Linked DNA regions of Homo sapiens: region 1 is linked to region 2. Evidence: read pairs that join two places in POLR2A ChIA-PET (ENCODE). Cell type or tissue: HepG2. All regions are shown on one strand. Links, peaks and the distances in the headings refer to the core of each region. The heading gives the core; the rest is flanking DNA.

Region 1 (15,468 bases), core at 4,081-12,080, 66 kb before region 2:
CAGTCATAACTCACTGCAGCCTCAAACCCTGGGCACAAGCGATCCTTCCACCTCAGCCTCCCAAGTAGCTAGGACTATAGGTTCCTGCCACTGTGCCCAGCTTATTTTAACTTTTTTTTTTTTTTTTTGGAGAGACAGAGTCTGGCTATGTTGCCCAGGCTGATCTTGAACTCCTGGCCTTAAGCAATCCTACTGCCTCAGCCTCCCAAAACACTGGGATTACGGATGAGTCACCATGCCTGCCATAAAAGAGTAAGTTTTCTGTCCCAGATTAGATAGGAAAAGAAGAAATAGGTTGTATAAAATGTCAGTCAAGACAAAAAATATGCCTGGCTGGAGCTTAGGAGTTTAAAAGCAAGTCTATTTCTTTCTTTCTTTCTTTCTTTTTTTTTTTTTGAGACAGAGCCTTGCTCTGTCGCCCAGGCTGGAGTGCAAGTGCTGTGGTGCGATCTCTGCTCACTGCAAACTCTGCCTCCTGGGTTCAAGCGATTCTCCTGCCTCAGCCTCCCAAGTAGCTGGGACTACAGGCGCCTGCCACCACACCTGGCTAATTTTTGTATTTTTAGTAGAGGTGAGGTTTCACCATGTTGGCGAGGCTGGTCTTGAACTTCTGACCTCAAATGATCCACCCACCTCGGCCTCCCAAAGTGCTGGGATTACAGGCATGAGCCACCGCGCCCAGCCTGAGCCACCGGCCAAATCTATTTCTTTCTACTATTTAGAGTGGCTTTTTATCAGTCTAGGGACTTGGGATTGGAGATAAGCACAGAAAGACTAGCTAATATCTAAATGTTTTCGTAAACCAGGTGTTGTGGCACGCACCTGTAGTCCTGGCTACTTGGGAGGCTGAGGTGGGAGGATCACTTGTGCCTGGGAGTTCAAGGCTGCAGTGAGCAAGCTATGATTGTGTCACTGTACACCAGCCAGGTGACAGAGTAAGACTCCTGTATCTAAAAATAAAAAGTTTAAAAATGATTTTGGGCTGGGCATGGTGGCTCATGCCTGTAATCCCAGCACTTTGGGAGGCTGAGGAGGGCCAATCACCTGAGGTCAGGAGTTCGAGACCAGCCTGACCAAGATGGTGAAACCCCGACTCTACCAAAAATACAAAAATTAGCTGGGCATGGTGGCGGGCACCTGTAATCCCAGCTACTTGGGAGGCTAAGGCAGGAGAATTGCTTGAACCCAGGAGGTGGAGGTTGCAGTGAGCCGAGACCGCGCCATTGCATTCCAGCCTGGGCGACAGAGCGAGACTCCATCTCAAAAAAAAAAAAAAAAAAAAAAAAGACTTTGGGCCAGACATGGTGGCCTGTAATCCTAGCGCTAACTTTGGGAGGTGGGAGGATTGCTTGAGTCCAGGAATTCAAGACCAGCCTAGACAATATTGGGAGACCCTGCCTCTACAGAAAATAAAAAGAAAATGGGTGTGGTGGTGCACACCTGTGGTCTTAGCTACTTGGGGGGTTGAGGTGGGAGGATCACTTGAGCCAGGAGGTCAAGGCTACAGTGAGCTGTGATCACACCTCTGCAATCCAGTCTGAGCAACAGAGGAGACCTCATCTCAAAAAAAACTTTTGTAGTATCTTTCTTCTCCACATCAATTTATCAAGGGTCTTCTTTGGTTTTATTTGCAAAGACTAGAAGAAACCCTGACTTCTGTTACTCTGCATTTCTTACTGCTATGAGCAGTATGGTCCTTTAAAAAAAAATTTTTTTTTTTTTTTTTTTGAGACAGGGTCTTGCTCTATTGCCCAGGATGGAGTGCAGTGACACAATCACAGCTCACTGCAGCCCTGGTTGACTAGCAGCGCTCAAGTGATCCTCCCGCCTCAGCCTGCCAAATAGCTGTGATCACAGGCACACTCCACTGCACCTGGCTTTTTTTTTTTTTTTTTTTTTTTTGTAGAAGGCAAAGTGTCGCTATGTTGCCCAGGCTGGTCTTTAACTCCTGGCCTCAAGCAGTCCTTCCACCTTGGACTCCTAAAGTGTTGGGATTACGATATGAAATGCCACGCCCGGCCTAGCACTATAATCCTTGAGGTTTTTGGGTTCCAGGTGACCAGAAGAGACAAAATGAAACTCTATGGTGTTTTTTTTTGTTTGTTTTTTTGGTTTTTTTTTTGGTGCTGTGGGGGTAGGGGGCTGGTAATCTGAGAGGGAGAATGTTTTCCCATGCTAGCAAAGACAGATTGAGGGCATCATCTGATCTTTATGGGAGTGTGCAAAGCCTCAGTTTTTCCATTTGCCCATCTGCAATCATAGAAACAATGTGCTGACTCAACTCGGAGCCTCTGCGGAGTGGCGTTTGGGTTTAGACAGTCCTCAGAATCATTCAAGAGATGGAAATATTTGAGCAGGTCTTCAGAGGTAAAATTAAAACTAAAAACAACTAGAACAAGATAGCATGCTTTCTTATCTCTTTCAAGATTATTTCCTTTAGTCACTAGTGTACCTCCTTGATGTAAGGTTTGGCAGGAATAATTTCATCTCTGTAGAGTTGATAACTAAGCAGAGAAAAAACCCTACCTTTTAGTCATTGCTTTTCATCTTGCTATCATCAGTCTGATCCTTGAGGGTTTGGGGTTCCAGGTAAACAGAAGAGACAAAATGAAACTCTTTGCTTTTTTTTTTTTTTTTGGTGCAATGGGGGTGGGGGAGATTGGGTGTGGAGAGGGGTGAGATTCTGCTGGAAACAAGTCAATTGGCTAAAATACTCTTTTAATCATATTTTGTGGACCATCTTCTGCTTAGTTTTGCTCTTTTATGTTTTTATTTGCTTGTTCATATATACATACATTAACCTGCAACAACTAGAAGAACATTTACCAAAATATTAACCAACAGTGACTATCTTTTGATGTGGTGGGTTTAGGGGAGGAAGTATGTTTTTCTGTGTTGCTCCAAGTTTTTCTGTTTAAAGCATGTATTTTGTAATGTTTGGGGGAAACCAAATCCATCAAAATAAAGTGCAAGTTTTGTAACCTGAACCACTCATTGAGGTACAGAATTGAAATGTATTTAGATGAAACTCACAGGTATTTTTTCTTGGAGAATGTGGAATATTTTATCTATAGTGCAGCTGTGCTGTCATTTATGCCATTTTTTCCTCCTCATTGTGATTCTTACTGTTTGGGGTGAAAGATGAGTAGTATTTTAAAGCCCGTAATGTGTGTGAGTACACACGTGACATCTTAGTAAGATTCATTTTGTGTGAGAAATAAGGGAATTTAGGCTTTTGGGTTACATTTGTTTTCAAAACATGTTAATAGGTGACAAAAATCCAGTTTGTTTAGATTTGTATGTAGTCTGCCTGGAATGAAACTTTTTTATACTTACATGATAGCCCTGATTAAATAAAAGTTTGGTGAAAGCCAGCAGGGTGGCATGTGCCCCATGATCCCAGCTACTCTTGAGGCTGAGGTAGGAAGATAGCAAGTTCAAGCCCAGCCTGGGCAAAATAGCGAGACCCCATCTCAAAAAAAAAAAAATGTTTTGTTAAGTAGTTGAGTTCCAACTAGATCTGTACTTTTAACATAAAGCTATAATCCCAAGATACCTCTTATTTGGGGACATGATGGTTTTGGAAACTGGTGCTTCCTTTTGTCTAAATAAATAATCACTGTAAATCTAGTCTTGATTATTAAAAGGAGACAAAAAGATAAAAGGAGTGTTCTGAACCACCTGTGCTTGAAGCTCAGTTAATAGTTTCCAGACTATTAAGCCTACAAAATGTATATCTTACACATTTTGCTAAAATAAAAAGACCTTTTAGCTTTGATCAAGACAAGATCAAATATTTGGTTTGATTATACTCCTAAAACGTACATATTCTCAGACAGATAAACAGATGTGATTTTCTTTCGTTCTTTTTCTGGATGTATACAGAAACCTTTTTTTTTTCTTTTTTTGGTAGAGACAGGCTCTCCCTATGTTGCCCAGGCTGGTCTCAAACTATTGGGCTCAAACAATCCTCCCACCTTGGCTTCCCAAAGTGTTGGGAGTATAGGCATGAGCCACTGCACCCAACCCCAGAAACGTTTAATTTAACTATAGGATAAGTTAGCTATCATTTAGGTGCCTTTACTAAAGTCTGTTAAAATGACATAAAATAATGACAATGTGTGGGGCGCAGTGACTCACGCCTATAATCCAAGCACTTTGGGAGGCCCAGTTGGGAGGATGGCTTGAGCCCAGGAGTTTGAGACCAGCCTGGGCAACATAGTGAGACCTCATCTCTACAAAAAAATTAAAAAATTAGGCCGGGTGCGGTGGCACGTACCTGTAATCCCAGCACTCTGGGAGGCCGAGGCAGGTGGATTGCTCAAGATCAGGAGTTCGAGACCAGCCTGGCCAACATGGTGAAACCCCATCTCTTCTAAAAAAAAAAAAATACAAAAATTAGCTGGGCATGGTGGTGGGCACCTGTAATCCCAGCTACTCGAGAGGCTGAGGCAGGGGAATTGCTTGAACCCAGGAGGCGGCGCTTGCAGTGAGCCAAGATTGTGCCACTGCACTCCAGCCTGGGTGACAGAGCAACGCTCTGTCTCAAAAAATGGAAAAAAAAAAAGAAAAAATTAGCTGAGCATGGTGGCACACACCTGTCATGCTGGCTACTCAGGAGGCTGAAGTAGGGGGATTGCTTGAGCCTGGGAAGTAGAGGCTGCAGTTAGATGGGATTGCGCCACTGCACTCCTGCCTGGGTGACAGAGTGAGACCCTGTCTCAAAAAAAAAAAAAAAAAAAAAAAAAGACAACGCCTCTACTCCTTTAGCCAACTTTCTAAAAAAATTAAACATTTTAGGGAGAGAAATCGATGTTTCCTTTACTTACAGATGGCATTGCTCTTAAATAGTCCTATGCCTATTAGACAGTTAAATTTAATTTTTACTGAGTTCCTTGATATTAAAAATATACCAGCGTTTTGACCTGATTACTGTAGAGTGAAGATCATCAGTTGACACAGAACTTCCAGCCAGCATTTTAATGCTTTCCTCTGAAATATGAATGGACAGCGATAGATCTCTGAATATTTGAGGAGAGCCTCTAATAGGAGTTATGGAGACTAAAATAAACAAGCAGACAAAGGCCCTTAGTTGATTTAAGCTGATTTATCTCACATTACCTAAATATCCAAAAAGTCAGCAGTTATTACTTTATCTGTGACCTCCCAAAGCCACTTACCAAACCAGGTATGAGTAGCAAATTCGAAGATTTGTTGCCTTTTTCAGACATGGTGTAGGTAGGATCTTTCCTGTATTCATTCAACCTGCCTAGTTGTTTGAGGATCCCAGCCAGGTTGAAGGTTGTAAATATTTCCTTAAGGCTTACTTAGCTTCAGTGCAGGATCAGAGGCTAATTTCTGGCAGAGTTCTATGTCTTAGGGGATCATTAGCTGTCTATTTTTCCTTTCTCTTTTTACTGCAAGATTTCTTCAAGAATAGCTAGTTACTTCCTTTTCCTTGCCATCTTTAATCCTCTACAATCTTGTTTCAAACAGTTACAACCCATGACTTCTTTTATTGCCACATCTACATCTTGGTTGTTACCTTTCCTCTCTTGCTTGGCCCCTTTACTGTTTTTAGCTGTAGGTGAGGACCACTCTTCAGGTTGGCTCCTGCTGTTTCTCTGACTGCTTCCTTTTTCTTTTTAGGTTCTTGATTTTCCCTTCCATTTCTAATTGAGCAGTCCCCAAGATTTTGTCCTTATGTCTCCTTCCATGTTCTTTTTCCATCTTGAGAAGACTTTCTTTGACTCATCTTTAATCCATAAGCATGTATTTAGCATCATAATAAAGAACTGGCGGCCAGGCGCAGTGGCTCACGCCTGTAATCCCAGCACTTTGGTATGGACGAATCACCTGAGGTCAGGAGTTCAAGATCAGCATGACCAACATGGTGAAACACCGTCTCTACTAAAAATACAAAAATCAGCTGGGCGTGGCGCACACCTGTAATCCCAGCTACTCGGGAGGCTGAGGCAGGAGAATCGCTTGAATCCGGGAGGTGGAGGCTGCAGTGATCTGAGATCGCGCCACTGCACTCCAGCCTGGGCGACAGGGTGAGTCTCCATCTCAAAAAACAAACAAACAACAACAACAACAACAACAAAAAAAAAACCGCCATGTAGGAGACGGCCAAAGAGGAATTAGACAGATTTCCTGCTCTCAGGTAACTTGAAGTACATATGAATTTATACTCTTTTCCATTCTGTATCTTCTTTTTTAAAAATTTTTATTTTTAGTAGATGTGGGGTTTTACCATGTTGGCCAGGCTGGTCTCAAACTCCTGACCTCAAGTGATCTGCCTGCCTTGGCCTTCCAAGGTGTTGGGATTACAGGTGTGAGCCACTGCGCCTGGCCTCCCCTCTGTATATTGTTATCAAACATAATTGATCTGTTTTGAAAACGCATCTTTTACTTTTTGTTTTCTCTCCATTCCCACTGCTACAGTGCCAGCCCTTAGCCCCTCTTATTTGTGCTTATTATGTTTTGGGTGCTCCAGAAATACATTTTGTTTTATTTTATTTTATTTATTTATTTTTTGAGATGGAGTCTCACTCTGTCACCCAGGCTGGAGTGCACTGGCGCAATCTCGGCTCACTGCAAGCTCCGCCTCCCGGGTTCACACCATTCTCCTGTCTCAGCCTCCCAAGTAGCTGGGACTACAGGTGCCTGCCACCATGCCTGGCTAATTTTTTGTATTTTTAGTAGAGACAGGGTTTCACCGTGTTAGCCAGGATGGTCTTGATCTCCTGACCTCGTGATCCGCCCTCCTTGGCCTCCTAAAGTGCTGGGATTACAGGTGTGAGCCACCGCGCCTGGTCCTTATTTTATTATTATTTTTTTGAGATGGAGTCTCGTTCTGTCACCCAGGCTGGAGTGCAGTGGCACTATCTTGGCTCACTGAAACCTCCACCTCCAGGGTTCAAGTGATTTTCCTGCCTCAGCCTCCCAGGTAGTTGGGATTACAGGTGCCTGCCATCACGCCTGGCCAAATTTTTATATTTTTAGTAGAGATGGGGTTTCACACTATGTTGTCCAGGCTGGTCACAAACTCCTGACCTCAAGTGATCCACCTGCCTTGGCCTCCCAAAGGGTTGGGATTACATATGAATTTGTACTCTTTTCCATTCTGTATCTGGGTGATACAGAATGTGTGAGCCATTGCGCCCAGCCTAGAAATACATTTTAAATTAATGCATGAATCAGTCTATTTTGATTATCATTAAACTTCCAAGATGGCTTTCTTTATTGTCTGTTTCATCAAGCATACCTCTGCCAGGCTGATCTTCCTTAAACATAACTTTCATCTTACCAGTTTGTTAAAAACCTCTTATAATTACAGTAATATGATATTGTCTTTATTTTATTTTTTATTTTATAAAAAATTACGTAGTAGAGATGGGGTCTCGCTATGTTGCCCAGGCTGGTCTTAAACAACTGGGCTCAAGTGATCTGCCCGCCTTGGCCTACCAAAGTGCTGGGATTACAGGCGTGAGCCACTGTGCCCAGTTGATATTGTCTTTTAACAAGTCAAAATAGCCAGCATAAAAAAAAATGATCATATACAACTGGCAAGGTCCCATGGGATATGGCCCCTTCTTTGGCTGCATCTCCTACTCCTCCAGCAGCTACAGTGACCTCTGGCTGTTTCCTGAGTGCCACAGGTACTCTAGGCATGCCCCTGCCTTGGAGCCTGTGTTGTTGCTGCTCCTTCTCCCTGGAATGTCCTTTCGCCAGATAGCTTTGCAGCTTGCTCCCTCCTTCCTTCAGATCTGTACTCAGATATCCCCGCTGTGGCCAGGCTGTCCATGGCAGTCTTACGATTCCAGCCCCTCTCCTGCAACTTTTTCTCCTTAGCCCTCTACTGTACTATATCTTATTCATCTTTTTTCTTTTTTTTTCACCTGCCTCTCCTACTAGAACGTAAGCTCCATAAGGGCAGGGACTTGTCTGTCTTGTTCACTGCTGCGTTGCCAGGGCCCACAGCAGGGCCTGGCACATAGGTGCTTAATAGATATTGTTGAATGATTGAACTGAATATTGTTGAGAATGTGTTGTGATACTAGTACTCTTTTATGCTACTGATGGTAGTGTTAATTTGTATAATCTTCCTAGGAAGCCATTTGGCTCTATATTTAAGAACCTGATACTTTTTGTATATCTTTTCACCTAGTAGCTCCACTTCCAGAATGTGATCTTAGGAACTAATCAGAAATACATGTAAAACTTAAAACACAGAGGTGCTCATTTAAATTTCTATTTATTTTTAAACATTTCTGTAAAATATAACATAAAAATTACCATTTTAACCATCTCAAGTATACGATTCAGTAGTATTAAGTACATTCACATGGTGTGCCACCATTCCAGAACGCTTTTCATCTTGCAAAACTGAATCTCTATACCTATTAAACAAAACTTCCTATTCCCCAATTCCCAGCCCATGGCAACCAATGTTCTACTTTCTGTCTCTATGATTGTGACTTCTCCAGGTACCTCATATAAATGGAATTATATGGTATTTATCTTTTTGTGACTGACTTATTTTACTTTATGTAATGTTCTCAAGGTTCATCCATGTTGTAGCATGTGTCAGAAATTCCTTCTTTCTTAAGGCTGAATTATGTTCCGTTGTGTATATGTGCCACATTTTGTTTATCCATTCGTCTGTTGATGGACATTTGAGTTGCCTTTTGGCTATTGTGAATAATGCTGCTATGAACATGGGTGTGAAAACATCTGTTGGAGTCCCTGCTTTGAGTTCTTTTGGATATATAACCAGAAGTGGAATTGCTAGGTCATATAGTAATTCTATTCTTAATTTTTTGAGAAACTAAATAGTTTTTAAAAATAGCAAAACATTATAACAGTCTAAAAGTCCAGCATTGAAGAATAGTTAACCAAGTCTAGCTATATACATATGATGTTGCCAGTAGAGTTACATTTATAAAGTTTTTAATAACATGGGGGAGATTATTATTTTAAGTGAAAAGAGCAACATGGTTTCAACTGTGTTTTAAAAACTGCATTGCAGTCCAGGCGCGCCTGGATCACAGGCTGGTTCACGCCTGTGATCCCAGCACTTTGGGAAGCTGATGGGGGTGGATCACCTGAGGTCAGGAGTTCAAAACCAGCCTGGCCAACATAGTGAAACCCCATCTCTACTAAAAATACAAAAAGTAGCCAGGCGTGGTGGCACACTCCTGTAATCCCAGCTACTTGGGAGGCTGAGGCAGGAGAATTGCTTGAACCCGGGAGGTGGAGGTTGCAGTGAGCTGAGATCGTGCCACTGCACTTCAGCCTGGGTGACAAAGCAAGACTCTGTCTCAAAAAAACAAACAAAAACCAAAAAAACCCACCAAAAACAAAAAAAGAAAGCTGCATTGCTGGGCATGGTGGCATGCACCTGTAGTCCCAGCTCCTTGGGAGGCTGAGGCGGGAGGATGGCTTAAGCCCAGGAGTTCAAGGCTGTGTAGTACATTATGATCTCACCTCTGAATAGCCACTGCACTCCAGCCTGGGCAACATAGCAAAACCCCATCTCTAAAACAAAAAACAAAAAAAAATTACATACAAAACTGGTAGGAGATACACTGAAATGTTAATAAAAATGAGGTGATATCTATATGCATCTAATTTTCTTCTGTACTTTCTAAATTGAGCAGGCATTACTTTTATTATTTAGGAAAAAAACGCACAAAAAAAGTCAAGAGTACTCATTACCAACTACTACTGTATGGAATCCAGAGCCTTCCAGAGTTTGTAGAGCTCTTCATACTCTGGCTCTAGCCCTTGTTTTTATTTTCTGTCTAAAATGGCTAATCTCATAACTGCATGTCATATATGTGTATAATATATGTATATTCATATGTATGTCTGTATGTCTGTGTGTTGTATATATATGTGTTTATGTCTGTACACATTGTCTGTAGTTAACACACCTCTGCTCATGTTCTCATCCTAAAGAGTACTTAGTTCTGTTCGTCTAAAACTCTGCTCAGCCTTTAATACCTAGTTACAATTCCATTGTTTTCTTGAAATCTATGCTGACTTCTGAACTTCTATACCCCTTATACCTAAGGGATCCGTAAGTTTACATATATGTAAGATTGGCAGAAAATTAACCTACAATTAAAACCTCACATTTCTTAATTCTCTTTAATCTTTAAGTTGCTACTTTCATAATTCTTTTTTTTTTTTTTTTTGAGATGGAGTCTTGCTTTGTCGCCCAGGCAAGACTGGTGCGATCTCGGCTCACTGCAGTCTCCGCCTCCTGGGTTCAAGCAATTCTCCTGTCTCAGCCCCCCGAGTAGCTAGGATTACAGGCACCCACCACCACGCCCAGCTAGTTTTTGTATTTTTAATAAAGATGGGGTTTCACCATATTGGCCAGGCTGGCCTCGAACTCCTGAATTCAGGTGATCGCCTGCCTTGACCTCCCAAAGTGCTGGGATTACAGGCGTGAGCCATCGTGCCTGGCCTGCTTTCGTAACTCTTATAGTACCTGTCTGGAAAATGCCCTGGCTTTTCTCTGCTTATCTAATTCTCATTCATCCTACTCCCCTGCAATTTTTTATTTTGAAAATAATTCCAGCACAGAAAAGTTTAATTGGTACAATGAATTCCCTTATACTCTTCATCTACATTCACCAGTTGTTAATATTTTGCCATATTTGTATCTTTTCGTGTGTGTGTGTGTGTGTGTGTGTGTGTGTGTGTGTACATCTTTTCTTCCTGGACCATTGGTCATTTGAAAGTAGGTTGCAGACATCATGATACTTCACTCCTAAACACTTCAGCATGTATCTCTTAAGTATGTTCTCCCAAATAAGCACAGTACCATGATCACACCCACGAAATTTAATGTCAGTACAAACATATTATCTAATATTCAGTCCACATTCATTCACTTGGCATGTCTCTTTGATGTCCTTTTATCCAGAATAGCTCCTTTGCCTTTTTTTCTTTCATGACATTGACATTTTTGGAGTCCGGGCTAGTTGTAGAATGTTCTGCAATCTGGATTTATCTTATCTTCTCATAATTAGAAGCAGGGTTAAATATGGTTTTGTTTTGTTTTTTGTTTTTTTTTTTGGCAAGAATACCACATAGTAAAAAGTACCTTCTTCCCTTAATAATTAACAAGGAATCTATGAGGTGATATTTTTAGATTGTGTACATATCCTGTATCCCCCACAAACTCACCCAAGGATTTTGGCATCTCACTCCTCCCTTTAAAAAGTATGACTCTGCAAAGCCTTCTTTGTCCATCCTTGTCTATAGTAACCTGTTTCTTTTCCCATTCAAGCATCGAAATAGGCGTTTAAATAAGAAGGGGAAGAAGTGAATGTAGTTCAAAGCACCTTATTTTCCAGAGGAGTGTTTAGTGTTTTGCCCAAGAGCAACTGTGTAGTTGGTAACAACTGTTTTAGGACTAGAACCTGGGTTTCCTGATTCTTATCTAGTGCTATTTCCAGCTGCCTCTTAGTGACCCCTAACCAATAAGACAAAACAAATACAGTATAATCTCAAATAGAGTATAACTTTTTTGCAAGTAGAAAGAAAGCATATATTATGTTTTCTTTTGCGTACATTCCTTTATTCATTTATTCAAAAGAGGCAGATCAGCCTCCTCTCCTGCTCCCCCCACTCCATCCCCCTGCGCCCCACAGTGTCCTTTACCCTCCAGCCACACTGAAGCAGAGCTCCAGGCTCTCTCCTCTCTCTGCCTGCTTCTGTGCTTCCCTTTGGCTTGTTCCATTCTCCCTTCCCTTGTTGTTTTCTCCTAAGCATTACATGAGCTTAGCTAGTTGCTCAGAGGAGGCCTTTACCTACCTGCAGGCTATGTTAGGTACCCTCTTCTGTGTTATTGTAAGACTCTATGTATCCATGTTTATCTTTTCTTTTTTTCCCTTTGGGTAATTGTTGTTTACAATTTCTTCTCGCAGGATGATGAGCTCCTTGAGGTCAGGAATTTTGTTTAGTTTGCCTTGGGCCTGCCACTTGGAGGTGCTCAGTCGATATTTGCTTTACCTGTAAAGCTACTTCATCTCTGTGGTCATTGATTACTTTACCATAAAGGCAGGGTTGAGACTCAGACCTCCACGTCTCTCCAGTTTTGACAGCTTCCATAAATATTTGATCTATAATGTGCAAGGCAGTGTGGAAAATGCAAAGCCATTTTACGTGTTGAGCAAGTCCTTCAGGAACATGGGGGAAAGTCCTGGCTGTAGTTATAAAAAGACAGAATGAGTTCATTGGTGCTGCAGGGAATGTTACAAAGTGCTTTAGCAATGGGAAGATGAAGGTGTTCTTAGGGCAGTCTCAAAGGAGGCCAGAGGCTGGGGGAGGGTCAGAACATTTTAGTTGCAGGGACCAATACTGGGAAAGGCACAGAGGCAGAAAGGTTGTGTTTGGGAGAATTGTGAGCAGTTGATTTGACTGGCTCTTAGGATTCTTTGCCCTACATTTAATGTACATATTGATTATTCTTGTGATATATTGATTGTTGTCCGGAATCTTTTCCATTTTGCTTTTAGGGATACCTAAAAGCAATTAGTGATACTAATTGAACTTGTATATTGACAGAAAAGTCTCTCACGGGGGTAATTTCTATCATGCAGGACTTTTTTAAAGCACTTGTGCTAGCTGTTGTTTGAATCAAAGTATTGTTTTTTTAAAGATCTATTCTTCCCTGCTTGTGCAACTCCTTTGAGCCCAAATTCTTCACTCCTAGGTTAAACAGGGTAAGCTTCAGGGGAAGTACATTAATAATTGAACACCCGTGAGGTGTTACTGCTTCTGTTCTGCACTTTTAGTGTTTTCTGTAGCCTGAAAGAGTTACTTCACTATTTTGATTTGCAACCGGGATAGAACTTGAAGCACCGTTAAGAAAGGATTGGAGACTTTGTCATGGTACTTATTTTCCAGATGTTTACTTTTTAAATAAGGAAAAACTACAACATGTTAATAACCAACTTGGAAAAAACAATATTGTGATCTGAGAAAGAACAAAACACATGCCATACTTAATATGTTAGTATCCATTTTTTCCCCTTCAAATACAATTCTGCATGTATCTGAGTAGCTCTTCACCAAATGCCAGAACTTTTTACTCAGAGTAAATGTTGATGAGATAGGACATGTGAACCATTGAAGAACTGATTTTTTTTCTCATAAATACTAACTTACTCTGAACTAGTTTATAGTTACTAACCCCACTGCCATAAATTCTCCAGTCATATGTTTTGTAATCCCTTCCCTGGCATACATTTTAATCATTTTCCTACTGCTTCATAGGTACTATAATCCTTTTATAGTTCCCTGGGTTTTAAAATAACCCTATAAAGGGTTCAGTTTTATATTTAATAGTCATGTTTCACACTGTTCTAAAGCTGTGAATAAGTTCAGGCAAGCAGAAGTTTCTAATTTGAAACGACTTTGTTTCTGTTTTAGAAAGATGTATGCGTCTTCTAGTGTTTTTCATTGTGATGATGTTATATATTGGCTAGAATTTTAAAAATATTTGGAAATACTTATAAAGTGAAGAAAAATGAAGAAAAAAAACCACTGACTGCTGAGCACAGTGGCTCGCGCCTGTAATTCCAACACTTTGGGAGGCCGAGGTGGGCAGATCACATGAGGTCAGGAGTTTGAGATTAGCCTGGCCAATGGTGAAACCCTGTCTCTACTAAAAATACAAAAATTAGCTGGGCGTAGTGGTGCACGCCTGTAATCCCAGCTACTTGGGAGGCTGAGGCAGGAGAATCACTTGAGTCTGGGAGATGGAGGTTGCAGTGAGCTGAGTTTGCGCCACTGCACTCCATCCAGCCTGGTTGACAGACTGAGACTCTGTCTCAAAAACAAACAAACAGGCCAGGCGCGGTGGCTCATGCCTGTAATCCTAGCACTTTGGGAGGCCAAGGCGGGCAAATCACGAGGTCAGGAGATCGAGACCATCTGGCTAACACGGTGAAACCCTGTCTTTACTAAAAATACAAAAAAAAATTAGCCGGGCGTGGTGGCAGGCACCTGTAGTCCCAGCTACTCAGGAGGCTGGGGCAGGAGAATGGCGTGAACCCGGGAGGTGGAGCTTGCAGTGAGCCGAGATTGCACCACTACACTCCAGCCTGGGGATAGAGCGAGACTCCCTCTCAAAAAACAAAAAAACAAACACAAACAAAAACCCCACACAGGTAAAAACATTCATCTTGTAATTTTCTATTATCAGGTTTCAAAAGATCACTTCTTTCTTGAAACATACATTGTATGTCTTTTGGTGAACAAGATTGTTGTTGTCTTCCTGGTGCTGACAGTTTGGTGGGGGAGATAGACATGAAGCAAATCATCACACGAATAAACTCATCTGCATGTGCTGTGGGGGAGAAGTACTTAGTGCCCTGAGAATATTGGCAGGTGGGACGGGAGGGAAGAAAGTAGCTTTTGGGTGACTTGAGATCTGACAGATAAGTAGGCGTCAACTAGAGGAAATTTGGGTGTGGAAAAGAGACTATTGCAGGGAGACATGATAAGGTGGGAGGTAACATTGTACACTCAAGGAGCTGAAAGATGATTAGTGTGGCTGGAACACAAATAATTTGTGTGTGTGCATGTTGAGGGGTAGGTTGGGTGGTACAAGATGCTATTGGCGAAGTCAGCAGAAGCAAGCAGGGACTCCAGCAGGCAGACCTTGCAGGCCACACTAAGGGTTCCAGGATTTCTTCTAAGAGCAACAATATGTCCTTGAAGTATTGGGGGTACATGAGCATGACATTATTAGAGTTGCATTTTCAAAAGGTCTTCTGTGTGGAAAATCTTTTGATGAGGAGAGAGAAAAGATGTGGAGAGACAGAGACTGGCATTTGGAGGCCTTTGCAGAAGTCTGGTAAGAAATGATGACAGCTGGGTGGTTGGGATGGGGAGAGGATGATTGATTTGAAGATGCCAAAAAGGACAAGGCTTTACCAACCCCCCTTTCAATGATAGAGAGAGAGAGGCAAAATATAGATATTATCTTCATAACCGGGGCCCGAAAAGTCAAAGATCATGCAGTTAGTAAGCAGAAGTAGACCTGGCACTGGAAGCTGTCTGACCTCACATACGCTGCTCTCTTTTATGGCACTCTGCCTTTTTAGGAGAGAACCTTGAGTTTGGAGAACTTAGGTATTCTCTGACTGACACAGCACCAACTACAGTGTCCAGCTCTTGTGCATTAAAGCTAAATTTAGGCAATGGACTCATATCTGACAATGAGCATTGCTTTGTCAGGTTCACTAGATACCATTTATTTATTTATTTGAGGTGGAGTCTTGCTGTGTTGCCCAGGCTGGAGTGCAGTGGTGTGATCTCGGCTCACCGCAACCTCCGCCTCCCCGATTCAAGCAATTCTCCTGCCTCAGCCTCCTGAGGAGCTGGGATTACAGGCACATGCCACCACGCCTGGCTAATTTTGTATTTTTAGTAGAGAAG
Region 2 (15,468 bases), core at 2,896-10,895:
TGGGTAAGCAAAATGTGGTATTTACCAACAATGGAATATGTTCTGTTTTAGGAAGGAAGAAATTCTGACATATGCTACAACATGGATGGACCTTGAAGATAGTATACTAAGTGAAATAAGCCGGTCACAAAAAGACAATTACTATATGATTCTACTTATATGAAGAACTTAGATTAGTCAAAATTATAGAGATAGAAAGTATTAGGGTGGTTGTCAGGGGCTGTGGAGAGGGGAATATGGGAAATTGTTGAATGCATTTTAGTTTTGCAGGATTAAAAGAGGTGTGGAGATGGGTGTTGGTGATGGTTGTACAACAGTGTGAATGTACTCAGTGCCACTGAACTGTACAGTTAAAAAAATGGTTAAAATGGTAAATCTTATGTATGTTTTACTGCAATACAAAAAATTGGGGGAAAAAATCTTATTACACAGCTACAGTAATGAAGACTCTGTGTTAGTGGCCAAAGGATAAGCATAGATCAATGGAATAGAATTGAGACTAGAAATAAACCCTAATATTTATGGTCAATTGATGTCTGCCCCATCCCAGCCCCACAAGGATGCCAGATGAGTCAATGGAGGAAAGAAAAGAGCTTATCTATTTGTAGACTATTCATTCTCATAGTCTTTTCAACAAAACAGTGTGCTGAGACAATTGGATATCCACATGCAAAAGAATGGAAATAGACCCCTTCCTTATATCCTACACAAAAATGAACTAAAAATATATCAGAGACCTAAATGTACGAACTAAAGCTATAAAACAGGCCAGGTGCGCTGGCTCATACCTGTAATTCCAGCACTTTGGGAGGCTGAGGTGGGTGGATCATTTGAGGTCAGGAGTTCGAGACCAGCCTAGCCAAAATGGTGAAACCCCCTGTATACTAAAAATACAAAAATAGCCAGGTGCATGCCTGTAATCCCAGCTACTTGGGAGGCTGAGACACAGGAGAATCACTTGAATCGGGAGGCAGAGGTTGCAGTGAGCCGAGGTCCTGCCACTGCGCCCCAGCCTGGGTGATCAGAGCAAGACTTTCTCCCAAATAAATAAATAAATAATAAAACTATAAAACACCTAGAAGAAAACAGGAATAAACCTTCATGACTTTGGATTAGGTAAAGCTTTCTTAGATATGACACCAAAAGCAAAAGCAACCACAGAAGAAAATTGATGAATTGGACATCACAGTTAAAAATTTCTGCTCCTAAAGGATACCATCAAGGAAGTGAAAAGAACCCACAGAATATGAGAATATTTTTGCAGATTATATCTGATAAGGGACTGTAAGAGTTCTTTATTCTGGATACAACTTAATAGTAAAAAGACAATCCAATTTAAAAATGGGCAAAGGATCTTAATAGACATTTCTCTAACAAGGATGTACAAATGAACAATAAGCACGTGAAAAGATGGGAAATACAAATCAAAACTACAAGACAGCACTTTGTACTCACTAGGACGGCTATAATAGAAAAAGATAACAAGCCTGGGCTGGCGAGGATGTGGCTGACAAGACTGGAATCTTTTTTTTTTTTTTTTTGAGACAGAGTTTCGCTTTTGTCGCCCAGGCTGGAGTGCAATGGCGTGATCTTGGCCCACTGCAGCCTCCACCTCCTGGGTTCGAGTGATTCTCCTGCCTCAGTCTCCTGAGTAGCTGGGATTACAGGCATGCGCCACCACACCCGGCTAATTTTGTATTTTTAGTAGAGAGGGGGTTTCTCCATGTTGGTCAGACTTGTTTCGAACTCCCAGCCTCAGGTGATCCACTTGCCTCAGCCTCCCAAAGTGCAGGGATTACAGGCGTGAGCCACTGCGCCTGGCTGGTTGGAATCCTTATACATTGGTGGAGGTAATGTGGAATGGTCTAACTGCTCTGAAATAGTTTGGCAGTTACTCCAAATGCTAAACATAGATTTACCATATGACCCTGCAATTCTGCTACTAGGTATATGCTCAAGAGAAAGAAAAACATATATTCACATAAAAACTTGTACGCAGTTGTTCATAGCGGCATTATTTATAATACTTAAAAAGTGGAAACAACCCAAATGTTCATCATTTGGTAAATGGGTAAATAAATGTGGTGTATCCATGCTATGGACTATTATTCAGCCATAAAAAGGAATGAAGTATGCATACATGCTATAACATGTGTGAATCTTTTTTTTTTTTTTTAATAGGAGTCTCACTCTGTTGCCCAGGCTGGAGTGCAGTGGCATGGTCTCAGCTCACTGCAACCTCCGCCTCCTGGGTCCAAGCGATTCTCATGGCCTCAGCCTCCTGAGTAGCTGGGATTACACGCACGAGCCACCATACCTGGATAATTTTTGTGGTTTTAGTAGAGACAGGGTTTCACCATGTTGGCCAAGCTGGTCGCCAACCTCTGACCTCAGGTAATCCGCCTGCCTCAGCTTCCCAAAGTACTGGGATTACAGGCATAAGCTACCACACCTAGCCCTCCTTCTAGTACTTTTTTAAGTGAACTTTTAAATTATAACGTGTATACAGAAAAGTATGCAAAAAGTTACTAGTATATAGCTTGATGGGTTTTCCCATCCATGTAGAATTATGCATGTCATGAAATAAACTGGGTGCGTTGGCTCATGCCTGTAATCCTAGCACTTTGGGAGGCTGAGCCAAGCAGATCACTTGAGGTCAGAAGTTTGAGACCAGCCTGGCTAACATGGTGAAACCCTGTCTCTACTAAAAATACAAAAATTAGCCGGAAATCACTTAAACCCAGGATGCTGTGGTTGCATTGAGCCAAGATCGCGCCACTGCACTCCAGCCTGGGCACCAGAGCGAGACTCTATCTTTTTTTTAAAACACTATTCTCTCCTAGTTACTGTATCCCCCCGGGTAACCACTGTCCTGACATTAACATCAATTTTTCCTGTTTTTATACTTTATATAAATGAAAACATACAAGGTGTATTCTTCTGATATGATTTCTTTTACACAGCATTATATTTGTGAGTTGTATTGTAGACTGTGCATTCTCATTGCTGAGTAGTACTCCATTGCATGAATTTTTTTTTTTTTTTTTTTTTTTTTTGAGATGGAGTCTTGCTCTGTCTCCAGGCTGGAGTGCAGTGGCGCAATCTCGGCTCACTGCAACCTCTGCCCCCACCCCCGCCCCGGGTTCAAGCGATTCTCCTACCTCAGCCTCCCAAGTAGCTGGAATTACAGGCACCTGCCACCAAGCCTGGCTAATTTTTTTGTATTTAGTAGCAATGGGGTTTCACCATGTTGGCCAGGTTGGTCTCGAACTCCCGACCTCAGGTGATCTGCCCGCCTCAGCCTCCCTAAGTGCTGGATTACAGGCGTGAGCCACCATGCTCAGCCTCATTGCGTGATTATACCACACTTTATTCTTTCTATTTTTGAACATTTAGGTAGTTTTCTTGTTTTTAGCTATTATGAATAGTGTTGCTATGAATATTCTCGAACATGTCTTTTGGTGGACATCTGTGTGCATTTCTGATAAGTGTGTGCCAGGAAGTGGAATTGCTGGATCATAAGGCAGTGCTTCTCAAACTGTATTGTGCACATCAGTTTCCTGGGAATCTTGTTAAAAGGTAGATTCTGCTTCAGTAGTTCAAGGGTAGAGCCTGAGAGTCTGCATTTGTCAGGAGCCAGTTGGACTGGCTGTGGACCACACTTTGAGTATACCAAGGCCATAGGATATGCTTGTGTTTGGTTTTAGTAAAGAATGCCAAATGGTTTTCCAAAGTTACTGTCTCAGTTTACATCTCCAACAGCAGTGCATGAGATTCCTTTGTTTAGGTGTGTGTGAGTCTGTTTCGCTCAAACTTTTACATATCTTCTTCTAGATCGTCTCAGCTTTTCTTGGACCTTTTGTGTTTTCACATAAATTTTATAATTGGTATCAGTTTCCACATACAACCTGCTGGATTTTTGATTTGGATTGTATTGAATCTGTAGATCAACTTGAGAAAGAACTAGTGTTTCAACATCCAAATTCCTGAACATGGCTTATAGCCCTCCATTATTGAATGGTCTTTAATTTCTTTTTTTTTCCCCCCTCCAGGTTAAAGTGATTCTCCTTCCTCAGCCTCCCGAGTAGCTGGGATTATGGGCATGCGCCACCACACCCAGCTAATTTTTTTGTATTTTTAGTAGAGACGGGGTTTTTCCCTGTTGGCCAGGCTGGTCTCGAACTCATGACCTCAAGTGATCCACCCACCTCGGCTCCCAAAGTGATAGGATTACAGACCTGAGCCACTGTGTCTGGCCTAATTTCTTTCAGTAATATTTCTAGTTTTCTGTATAGAGATTTTATTTGCTAGTTCATTCTTAAGTATATGATTCGTTGATACTATTGTCAATGATTTCATTCTAAAATTTCTATTTAATAATTGTTGGCTGCTGGTATATAGAAGTACAGTTGGCCAGGTGCGGTGTCTCACACCTGTAATCCCAGCACTTTGGGAGGCCAAGGTGGGTGGATCACCTGAGGTCAGGAGTACAAGACCAGCCTGGCCAACATGGTGAAACCCCGTCTCTGCTAAAAATACAAAAATTAGCCAAGCATGGTGGTGCACACCTGTAATCACAGCTACATAGGAGGCTGAGGCAGGAGAACTGCTTGAACCTGGGAGGCAGAGATTGCAGTGAGCTGAGACCGCACCACTGCACTCCAACCTGGGCAACAAGAGCGAAACTCCGTCTCTCAAAAAAAAAATTGATTTTTGTATGTTAACCTTTAATGGAACAATATTGGTAAATTCACTTACCATTTTTCATTGTATATATTACTTTATTTTTTTGAGACAGGGTCTCATTTGTTCACCCAGGCTGGAGTGCAGTGGCATGATCATAGCTCACTGCAGCCTTGATCTCCTAGTCTCCAACAGTCCTCTTGCCTCAGCCTCCCAAGTAGCTGGGACCACAGGCACATACCACCATGCCCAGCTAATTTTTGTATGTTTTGTAGAGACAGGGTTTTACCATATTGCCCAGGCTGGTCTCAAACCCCTGGGCTCAAGCTCATGGTTATATATAGATTCTCTTGGATTTTCTTTGTGAATGTAATCGTGTCATATGCAAATCATGACAGTTTAATATATTTCCTTTCCGAGGTTATTTCTTTCTCTTTCTGGAATGTACTGTTTGGGACCTGCAGTTGAATAGGAGTGATAGTGATATCCTTGTCTTATTTCCCATTGCAGGGGGAAAGCTTTCAGTATTTCACCATTAACTGTGATGTTTGCTTTAGATTTATTTTCTTTTTTCTTTTTTTTTTTTGAGATGGAGTCTGGCTTTGTCATCCAGGCTGGAGCACAGTGTCTGGATCTTGGCTCACTGCAACCTCTGCCTTGGGGGTTCAAGCAATTCTCCTGCTTCAGCCTCCCAAGTAGCTGGGATTATAGGCACCTGCTGCCACGCCCAGCTAATTTTTGTATTATTGGTAGAGACTGGGTTTCACCATGTTGGCCAGGCTGGTCTTGAATCCGGACCTCAAGTGATCCACCCGCCTCAGCCTCCCAAAGTGCTGGGATTACAGGTGTGAACCACCACTCCTGGCCTGCTTTAGATTTTGTATAGCTCCCCTTCATCAGATTGAAAAAGGCCTTATATTCCTAAATTTGCTAAAAGATGGTTTTGGTTTTTTGGTTTTAAAATCATGGCCAGATACTGAATTTTGTCAAATGCTGGTTCTTCTTTTACTTAGGGTCTCACTCTGTCACCCAGGCTGGAGTGCAATGGTGCGATCTCAGCTTACCGCAGCCTTGACCCCTCTAGCTCAAGCGGTCCTCCTACCACAGCCTCCTGAGTAGCTGGGATTACAGGTGCACACCATCATACCCAGATAATTTTATTTATTTATTCATTTATAGTGATGGGGTCTCGCTATGTTGCCCAGGCTGGTCTGAAATTCCTGGCCTCAAGCGATCCTTCTGCCTCAGCTGCTGAAGCACTGGTATTAAAGGTGTGAGCCTCCACCCCTGGCCCATTTATATGATTTTAATTTTTGAGGCCTTAAGTTCTATAACCCAATAAATTTCTATCAGGGGAACCCACCCCCAGTATTTCAACGTAGGTTCTTTCTATTTTCCCTAAGTGTCGGCTGATCTGAGAAATAGAGTACAAATAGAGGAATTTTACAGCTGGGCCTCTGGAGGTGACATCACATATCGGTAGGACCGTGATGCCCACCTGAACTGCAAAACCAGCAGGCTTTCATTAAGGACTTCAAAAGCAGGGAGGGCCTGTACGAACAGGGAGTAGGTCACAAAGATCACATGCTTCAAAGGGCAAACAAGAGAACAAAGATCACATGATTTTGAGGAAACAGGACCAGGGCAAAATCAAACTCCTGATAAGGGTCTATGTTCAGTGGTACACATGTTGTCTTGAGAAACATCTTAACAGAAAACAGGGCTCCAGAGCAGAGAACCGGTCTGACCTCAGATTTACCAGGGTGGGGTTTCTTTCCCACCCTAATAATCCTGAGGGTACTGCAGGAGACCAGGGTGTATGTCAGTCCTTATCTCAACCACGTAAGACAGACACTCCCAGAGCGGCCATTTATAGACCTCCCCCCAGGAATGCATTCCTTTCCCAGGGTCTTAATTATTAATATTCCTTCCTAGGAAAATAATTCGCGATATCTTCCCTACTTGCACATCCGTTTATAGGCTCTCTGCAAGAAGAAAAATATGGCTCTATTCTGCCTGACCCCGCAGGCAGTCAGACCTTATGGTTGTCTTCCCTTGTTCCCTGAAAATCACTGTTATTCTGTTCTTTTTCAAGGTGCACTGATTTCATATTGTTCAAACTCACTTGTTTTACAATCAGTTTGTACAGTTAGATACAATTATCACAGTGGTCCTGAGGTGACGTACATCCTCAGCTTATGAAGATAACAGGATTAAGAGATTAAAATAAGACAGGCGTTAAGAAATTATAAAAGTATTAATTTGGGGAACTGATATATGTCCGTATTAAAATGAAATCTTCACAATTTCTGTTCCTCTGCCGCGGCTCCAGCCGGTCCCTCCGTTCGGGGTCCCTGACTTCCCACAACAATTTCTCTTCACTAAAATAATCACATTTTTGCTCTATGTCTCTGAAATTGCTCCTAAATCCCACTGAGTAGAGTTTGTGTTCTGGATCTCTTCAGTCACATATTTACAATATCTTGTGTTAGATTGCTGGAGGATTTTTTTTTTTTTAAACCAGTTTCCATGTTTGATTCTAGAGAGAAACCTTTATTTATCTTAGCTTCAAATTACTATTGGGCAGGGGGCTGTACCTCACTGTCACTCAGGATCAACTGTGTAATTTGTAGGACCCAGGGCAAGATGAAAATGTGAAATACTTTCCTCAAACATTAAGAATTTCAAAACAGTGGCAAAGCTTTATACCAAGTGCAGGCCCTTCCAAACATGGGGCTTGTGTGATGGCATGTGTTGTATACTTGAGAAGCCACCCTTGCTGTCACCACTGTGTATAGACTAGCTTTGGATTAGAAATACTCTGTCAGAAATTAAATGAGTTTCAAGTGTTTAACTTTTGGCCGGGGTGGTGCCTCACACTTGTGATCCCAGCACTTTGGGAGGCCAAGGCAGGAGGATCACTTGAGGTCAGGAATTTGAGACCATCCTGGCCAACATGGCAAAACTGTATCTCTACCAAAAATACAAAAATTAGCCGGGCGTGGTGGCACATGCCTGTAGTCCTAGCTACCAGGGAGACTGAAGCAGGAGAATCATTTGAACCGGGGAGGCGGAGGCTGCTGTGAGCCGAGATCAAGCCACTTCACTCCAGCCTGGGTGACAGAGCGAGACCCTGTCTCAAAAAAAAAAAAAAAAAAAACCCAAATGCTCATACTGTACTTCTACAAATATGGACTCTGAAATGCACATTCCCAAGCATTTGTAAAACAAGATTTTTCGAGTTCCCATTTATAATTGTAGTATAGTTTATAATATGAGCTAAATGCCTGTCAGTTTAGACAACCTGATATACTCAACTGTGGGACACTTTGAGAGTTCTTAAAAATACAGCTAATGGCCAGACACGGTGGCCCACACCTGTAATCCCAGCACTTTGGGAGGCCGAGGCAGGCGGATGACCTGAGGTCAGGAGTTTGAGACCAGCCTGACCAACATGGAGAAACCCTGTCTCTACTAAAAATACAAAAGTAGCCAGGTGTGGTGGCGCATGCCTGTTATCCCAGCTACTTGGGAGGCTGAGGCAGGAGAAGCACTTGAACCAGGAGGCGGAGGTTGTGCTGGGCCAAGATCACACCATTGCATTCCAGCCTGGGCAACAAGATTGAAACTCCGTCTCAAAAAAAACGGAAAACACAACTAACTTATACAAATTATTCTCTGTAAGAGAAATTTCTTGTTGGTTTATGACATTTGAGTTAACTAAAAAATTGGGATTGAACCAGAAAAATTTTGCTCAATAACTAGATTTTAGGCTGGGTATGATGGCTGACGCCTTTAGTCACAGCACTTTGGGAAGCCAAGGTGGGAATATCGCTTGAGCCTGGGAATTTGAGACCAGCCTGGGCAACACCGTGAGACACTTGTCTACAAAATTTTTAAAAATTAGCTGAGCATGATGGTGTGTTCCTATAGTCTCAGGTCCTTGGAAGGCTGAGGCAGGAGGATCGCTTGAGCCCAGGAGGTGGGAGGCTGCAGTGAGCCATGATCATACCACTACATTCTAGCCTGAGTCTCCAAAAAAAAAAAAAAAAAAAAAAAAGTATATTGGGAGAATGGAGAACCAGAGGGTGGGAGATATTGAAAATCATCTGTAGTGAGTTGAAGTCCATAGACAGTGTCTAAATGAGATATATCCAGAAAAAGTAGTAATCAAGAGCTGTTGACTGTTTGGAAGATTACCTTGTTTATTGCTGTTCCTCTTAAGGTATTTATATTAGTACAGCACACCTGCATCAGACTGGATTTGTGGCTGTCACATGCAAATGGAGGAAATTTAAGACTTTTTTTTTTTTTCACAATTAGAGACAAAAATTGCGAAGAACGTATTAAACTTCACTAATACAGATTATTTTATTAAAATATCATGTCAAATAATGGTAGAAACATTTAGAGAGATGGAAATAATTACAAAAGACTGCTAAAAGAAGTTGGAACAAGTTGGGGGATGTTTAATTATATATGCATATTTGATTTAGAACAATTTAAAACATTTCAATAACGTAATATAGAAACATGTTCATATACAAGAGGAAAATGTACATTGCAAAATAGTATATATAATATGACCATCTTTTTTTTTTTTATTTTTTTCCCCTGGAGACAGAGTTTCACCCTGTTACCCAGACTGGAGTGCAGTGGTGCAATCATGGCGCACTACAGCCTGGACCTCCTGGGGTCAGGTGATCCTCCCACGTCAGCCTCCCAGATAGCTGGGACTACAGGCATGTGCCACCATGCCCGGCTAATTTTTTGTAGAGATGGGGTTTCGCCATGTTGCCCAGGCTGGTGTTGAACTCATGGGCTCAAGCAATCCACCTGCCTTGGCTTCTCAAAGTGCTGGGATTATAGGCATGAGCCACTGTACCTGGCCTCATTTTTGTTTCTAAAAAGAAATGAAATGAAAAATTTTGGACAGATAAACACTGAAATGTTAAAGGGTAGTGGGATTTAACATGATTTTTATTTTCTTTTTTGAGACAGTCTCCCTTTTTCGCCCAGGCTGGAGTGCAGTGGTGTGATATTGGCTCACTGTAACCTTTGCCTCCTGGGTTCAAGCGATTCTCCTGCCTCAGCGTCCGGAGTAGCTGGGATTATAGGCGCCCGCCACCATGCCCAGCTAATTTTTGTATTTTTAGTAGAGACAGGGTTTCACCATGTTGGCCAGCCTGGTCTTGAAATCCTGACCACAGGTGATCCACTCCCCCCAGCCTCCCAGGGTGCTGGGATTACAGGCGTAAGCTACCGTGCCTGGCCGTGATATTTATATTCTTATGTTTTATATTACTTTTTCGTTTTTTCAGAGCAATTACCCTGTATTACTTTCTCATAATCAGAGGGAAAAAATTTCATTTTGAAAAAAGTAGTAATTGTGACATAACTTTAAGCAGGGACTATATATCTTTTTATTTCAAACATCCACCACAATGCGTAGCATGTGGAAGATGTAAATATCTGCACATACTGAGGAAAGGTGTGTGTCAGTGAGTTGCTTCTTTGCTTAATAAAAGCATTCCGGCCGGGCACAGTGGCTCATGCCTGTAATCTCAACACTTTAGGAGGCTGAGGCAGGCAGATCACGAGGGCAGGAGTTCGAGACCAGCTTGACCAACATGATGAAACCCTGTCTCTACTAAAAATACAAAAATTAGCCAGGTGTGGTGGTGCGTGCCTGTAATCCCAGCTACTCAGGAGGCTGAGGCAGGAGAATCATTTGAACCCAGGAGGCAGAGGTTGCAGTAAGCTGAGATTGTGCCACTGCATTCCAGCCTGGGCAACAGAGCAAGACTCCATCTCAAAAAATAAAAGCATTCCATGGCCATTGGCAAAGCAAAATAAGCTATCTAAGAAACAGTGTATTATAAAAAATGCTTCAAGAATTAAATGAAAAGCTTAGGAATTATGATTGTCAGAGAGAAGTGAGAAAAGAAAATGCAAAAAGCAACTGGTAACTGTTATTTAGTTTTCTTTTGCATAAGTAATACTTGCACTGTGTGTGTGTGTGTGTGTGTGTGTGTGTGTGTGTGTGTATGTATAATTTTTTTTTTTTGAGATGGAGTTTCACTCTTGTTGCCCAGGCTGCAGTGTAGTGGCGTGATCTTGGCTCACTGCAACCTCTGCCTCCCAGGTTCGTTCAAGCGATTCTTCTGCCTCAACCTCCCAAATAGCTGGGACTACAGGCACGCGCCACCATGCCCAGCTAATTTTTGTATTTTTAGTAGAGACGGGGTTTCACCATGTTGGCCAAGCTGGTCTTGAACTCCTGACCTCGTGATCTGCCCACCTCGGCCTCCCAAAGTGCTGAGATTACAAGTGTGAGCCACCATGCCCAGCCTAATGTATACAATTTTTAAAGCACAGAGAAGTATATAGTGAAAATTCTTCCCCTTGCTATCAGATCAGCACACTCTTCAGAGGCAGCCATTGTTATTCTTGTATATCCTTCCAGAAATACAGGATATTAACAGTACAACAAAGAATTTCATTGTTTACACATCATTTTATGCTTATGTAAGTTTCCCTGTAGGATAAATTCCTAGAAGTAGAATTGCTGAATCAAGGGATACCTGCATTTGCAATTTTTGTAGATTTGGCCAAATTGCCCTCCAATGAAATTATATTAGTTAACACCCCCACCACCAATGTAGGAGAGATTTTATGTAATTTCCTAGGTATCATTGATAATGTTTAAGAATTTCTTATTGCCAGGCTGGGCATGGTGGCTCGCGCCTGTAATCCCAGCACTTTGGGAGGCCGAGGCCGGCAGACCACCTGAGGTCAGGAGTTCAAGACCAGCCTGGCCTACATGGTGAAATCCTGATTCTACTAAAAATACAAAAAAATTATCCAGGCGTGGTGGTGGGTGCCTGTAATCCCAGCTACTTGGGAGGCTGAGGCAGGAGAATTGCTTGAACCTGGGAGGCGAAGGTTGCAGTGAGCCGAGATTGCACCACTGCACTCCAGCCTGGGAAACAGAGCAAGACTTTTTTTTTTTTTTTTTTTTTTAAAGACAAATTCTTATTGCCTATATGAGTGATCTAATCCTTGACAAATGAGTTTTCATTTTCAGTATATAGTTTGGTGAATAAACTCTTCTCTACAACAACAGTCTGTACCACACTGGCTAGAGTTATAGTGAAATATGGTTAAGTACTGAACCCTTTCTTAGACCCTATCAGATCCAAAGATACTGAACATTCTCCAGTGCTATCAAATCTTTGGAGAGAAAGTTTACCATAGCCTTTCCTTCCTTCTCTTTCCTTTTCCTATCTTGCTTCAAACATAGAAAGAAGTACCATATGAAATAAGTAAGCCTTTTTAGGCAGTTTTTTCATTCCTTAGCTGAGAGTAGAAGAGTGTGCTGCAAAAGACCTTCATAAAATTGAATAGGTAACATAGCAAAATAAGCTACAGTGTGGATCTTGGAATCAGACAGACTTGAATTCTGGTTCTGTGTGCCTCTTAGCTGTATAATCTTTGATATTTAATATTTATAAAATGAGGATAATAATTCATAGGGCCCTATTCTACAAAAGGACACTGTTTTTGTCAAATCCAGACACCTTCAAAGTAAGGATAAAAACCCAGGGAATGTTAGTTCCTTTTTAAGTCTGTTTTGTGATTTATAAAATGGGATAAATAGTCTCTTCTTCACGAGTTCTTGGAATAATTAAGATATACAAACACATTGGCACGCAGAGCACCCTCAGTAATTGTGAATTATTTTTTACTGTTACTGCAGTCATTTGATGTCTGTTGAAGGAATTATAGCCTGCATGGACTTACTGTGCACTGGAAGGAAGGGAAATCTGCTACCTGGTGGGTTAAAGCATTTTGCTTTAAAAGGTCGTTAGTAGAAGGCAGGCTGAGTGCTGGGTGCGCTCAGGTGTGACTGACTGCAGGACACCAAGAAGAAATGGGGTTTGAAGTAACAGCTCCCTTTATCCAAGCCGAAAACTGTGACGCAAACAGTGCTTTCTAAATCGCTGTGAATGGAACAACCTATTAGGGAAAGTTTCCATCTGGAGTACTGGTAATGAACTCAAATGAGAGTAAACTGCTGGAAAATTGCAAGAGCAATGGAAAATAAAAAGGGTGCCTAGATTGAATGAGTTAAGGTTGTATTATACTTTAGTTCAGAAACAAGTTATGGTGACTGGAAAAAGTTTAAGTAATTAATTCTAGAGTAAACTGTGTTAGATTAAATTTATTGGAGGGACAGCTCAAATTCTGTATTAAATCTGTGTAATTCTAGATCTAGGGTCAAGATTTAGATGAGCTCTCATCGTCTAATCCCAGTAGAAATTCCCTTAAGACAATTAGGACCTGAGAAACTCCTAGAGTAAGTAAGAACCATTCCAAATTGTAAGAAACAGTATTTTCTGACTGTATAAAATCTTGTTTTTCATTGGCCTGTTTATCTTTGCCCCTGCCATTTGTCATGTTGGTTCTCTTTACGCATTACAGCTTGAAAGTCATACCCTGATAGCTAGAATTTTAGACTCTTCAGTTAAATTCAGGCAATATTAATTGCATGCCTATTGGGTACCAGGCAGCATGCTAAATGTTAGGCATGTAAAGACAAGACGTTGTCCTTGCCCTCAAAGTATGCATAGCCTTGGCAGGTGGTATCAGTGATACTAACGATGGTGATAATCTAGCTAACATTGATGAAGCACCTGCAATTTACTCAATAACAGTTCTTGGTGCTTTGTATATATTAACTCAGTCCTCACAAGGGTCTTGATGTAGGTATTAATAGTATTATTTCATTTTACAAATGGAGACCCTGAGGCACAAAAATTCGAGTAACTTGCCTAAGGTCAAGCGGGTGAGAATTTGGAGCAAAGCCCTCGATTCTGCTATGCCAGACAGTTCCTGAGTTATTTATGCTTTGGTCAGAGCTTAGCTTATTAAAATTATGATTTTTAAAAGCCCACTTTTCTTTAAACCTTAAATATACTTAAAAATTCACTGAAAAATTTAGTTGGGTGTTAATATTAAAAATGCCTATTTGCTTGTTTTTTGACTGATGCTCAAGCGCTTTTACATTTGACAGATGAAATTCCTCTATTAAATACCATTTACAGGCTGGGTGCAGTGGCTCATGCCTATAATCCTAGAGCTTTGGGAGGCTGAGGTGGGAGGATCACTTGAACCCAGCAGTTCAGGGCTGCAGTTATCTATGATTGTGCCACTGCACTGCAGCCTGGGTGGCAGAGCACTACCCTGTCTTTAAAAAAAAAAAAAATTATAAACTTGACTAGAATTCCTTAAACATTTCAAAACATGCTTACAAATTTAATATATCTGATATCCCCAGGCACTTCAAACTTCTTCCAGTAAATCAACTACATAACTTTAATAAGTCAAATAGTCTCTTAAGAATTTTAAACATTTGAAAAACCAGAACATATACTCATGAGTGTAATGGTTACAAAAATGATGATTACACTTGCTTAAATACAACTTATACAAATATATCACTACCATTTATTCATTCAGGGGTTACAAATTTACCCAACCAAGGTGGACAAAATTACCATTTCGAACCTGCTATAGAGTTTTGGGGGTGGAGATTTAGGACTGGGTCAATAACTTTGAGGCTTATTTATTGGGCTAAGCTCTTTCATAGTGGTGGGATTGTCCAAGCCTGTACCTCTTGTGCTTACCCAATTTTTGACCACAATCTCTTACCTGCTCTAGAGGGAATGGAATTCTGCAGACCCTACTCAAACTGTGTCTTTACTGACTGATTTGCACTGATAGAACTGTGTCTAATAAATACTCATGTAATAATTTGGATTGATTTATAACACTTACAAATTATTGGAAACTCATGTATGTCATAATTCCATACCGAGGACCATCTCTAGCACAAATAGTACCTTTGTGTGAATTAACAGAAAGGTGCCCGGCCGGCTGCAGTGGCTCACGCCTGTAATCACAGCACTTTAGAAGGCCAAGGAGGGTGGATCACTTGACATCGGGAGTTCGAGACCAGCCTGGCGAATGTGGTGAAACCCCATCTCTACTAAAAATACAAGATTAGCCAGGCGTAGTGCTGCACGTCTGTAATCCCAGCTACTCGGGAGGCTGAAGCAGGAGAATCGCTTGAACCCGGGAGGTAGAAGTTCCAGTGAGCTGAGATCATGCCACTGCACTCCAACCTGGGCAAGAGAGCAAGACTCCATCTCAAAAAAACAACAACAAAAAACAAACAAAAAACTCAGAAAGGTGCCCCTCTAGGTAGATGAATTACAAAAGCTCAAAGTTAAGCTCACCCCAGGCCTGGCTGGATTTTAATCTCTACTTGCCCCCTTACAGCTTTTAAGATTTCTCCCCTTTTAAGTACCATTAAGACTGATGAATCTTAACTGAATTGTCAGATTGTCATTTGAGCCTTTAAACTGGCTCCTTTGTAGACTTTCTGACAGAAACAAGATCTAGCCCCATCTAGATTCCCACGCCCCCAAGCCCCCCGCTTCCCCCAAGGCTAGAATCAGCTATTCTCCATGGAGCCAGTTGCTTTTGTGGTAGAATAGTATTAGGTACTGTTAGATACATTAGTGATTTCATTGCATATCAAATTTTTCTGTTGGATTACTGATACGGTTCTCTAGTGACAAAGCTCTAAAAGATCTCTTTTTAATGGGTCATGGTGTTTCCAGTGTAATTTTAATCCTTTAAAAATCTTTTCAATATTTCAATATTTCAAAATATTGAAAAGATTTTTAAAGGACTTATTTAAGTCCTACTATGTGGCAG

What was found. Peaks named below come from ENCODE experiments on the same cell type or tissue, not always from the same donor. Only the 100,000 strongest peaks of a DNase experiment are listed, where the experiment ranks them.
Region 1: POLR2A ChIA-PET joins it to region 2 with 6 read pairs; 8 of 35 experiments call an interaction of 5 or more read pairs at or near these places.

Annotation. Positions count from the first base shown.
Region 1 is chr10:102,933,897-102,949,364 of GRCh38, forward strand. All of the region lies in intron 1 of CNNM2 (cyclin and CBS domain divalent metal cation transport mediator 2), which reads left to right. Among named protein-coding and RNA genes, the nearest start is that of CNNM2, 23 kb to the left of the region's middle. In HepG2, for the core only: no CTCF peak of the experiment used is centred there; no DNase peak of the experiment used is centred there.
Region 2 is chr10:103,000,956-103,016,423 of GRCh38, forward strand. All of the region lies in intron 1 of CNNM2 (cyclin and CBS domain divalent metal cation transport mediator 2), which reads left to right. Among named protein-coding and RNA genes, the nearest start is that of CNNM2, 90 kb to the left of the region's middle. In HepG2, for the core only: no CTCF peak of the experiment used is centred there; a DNase peak (open chromatin) is centred at 6,246.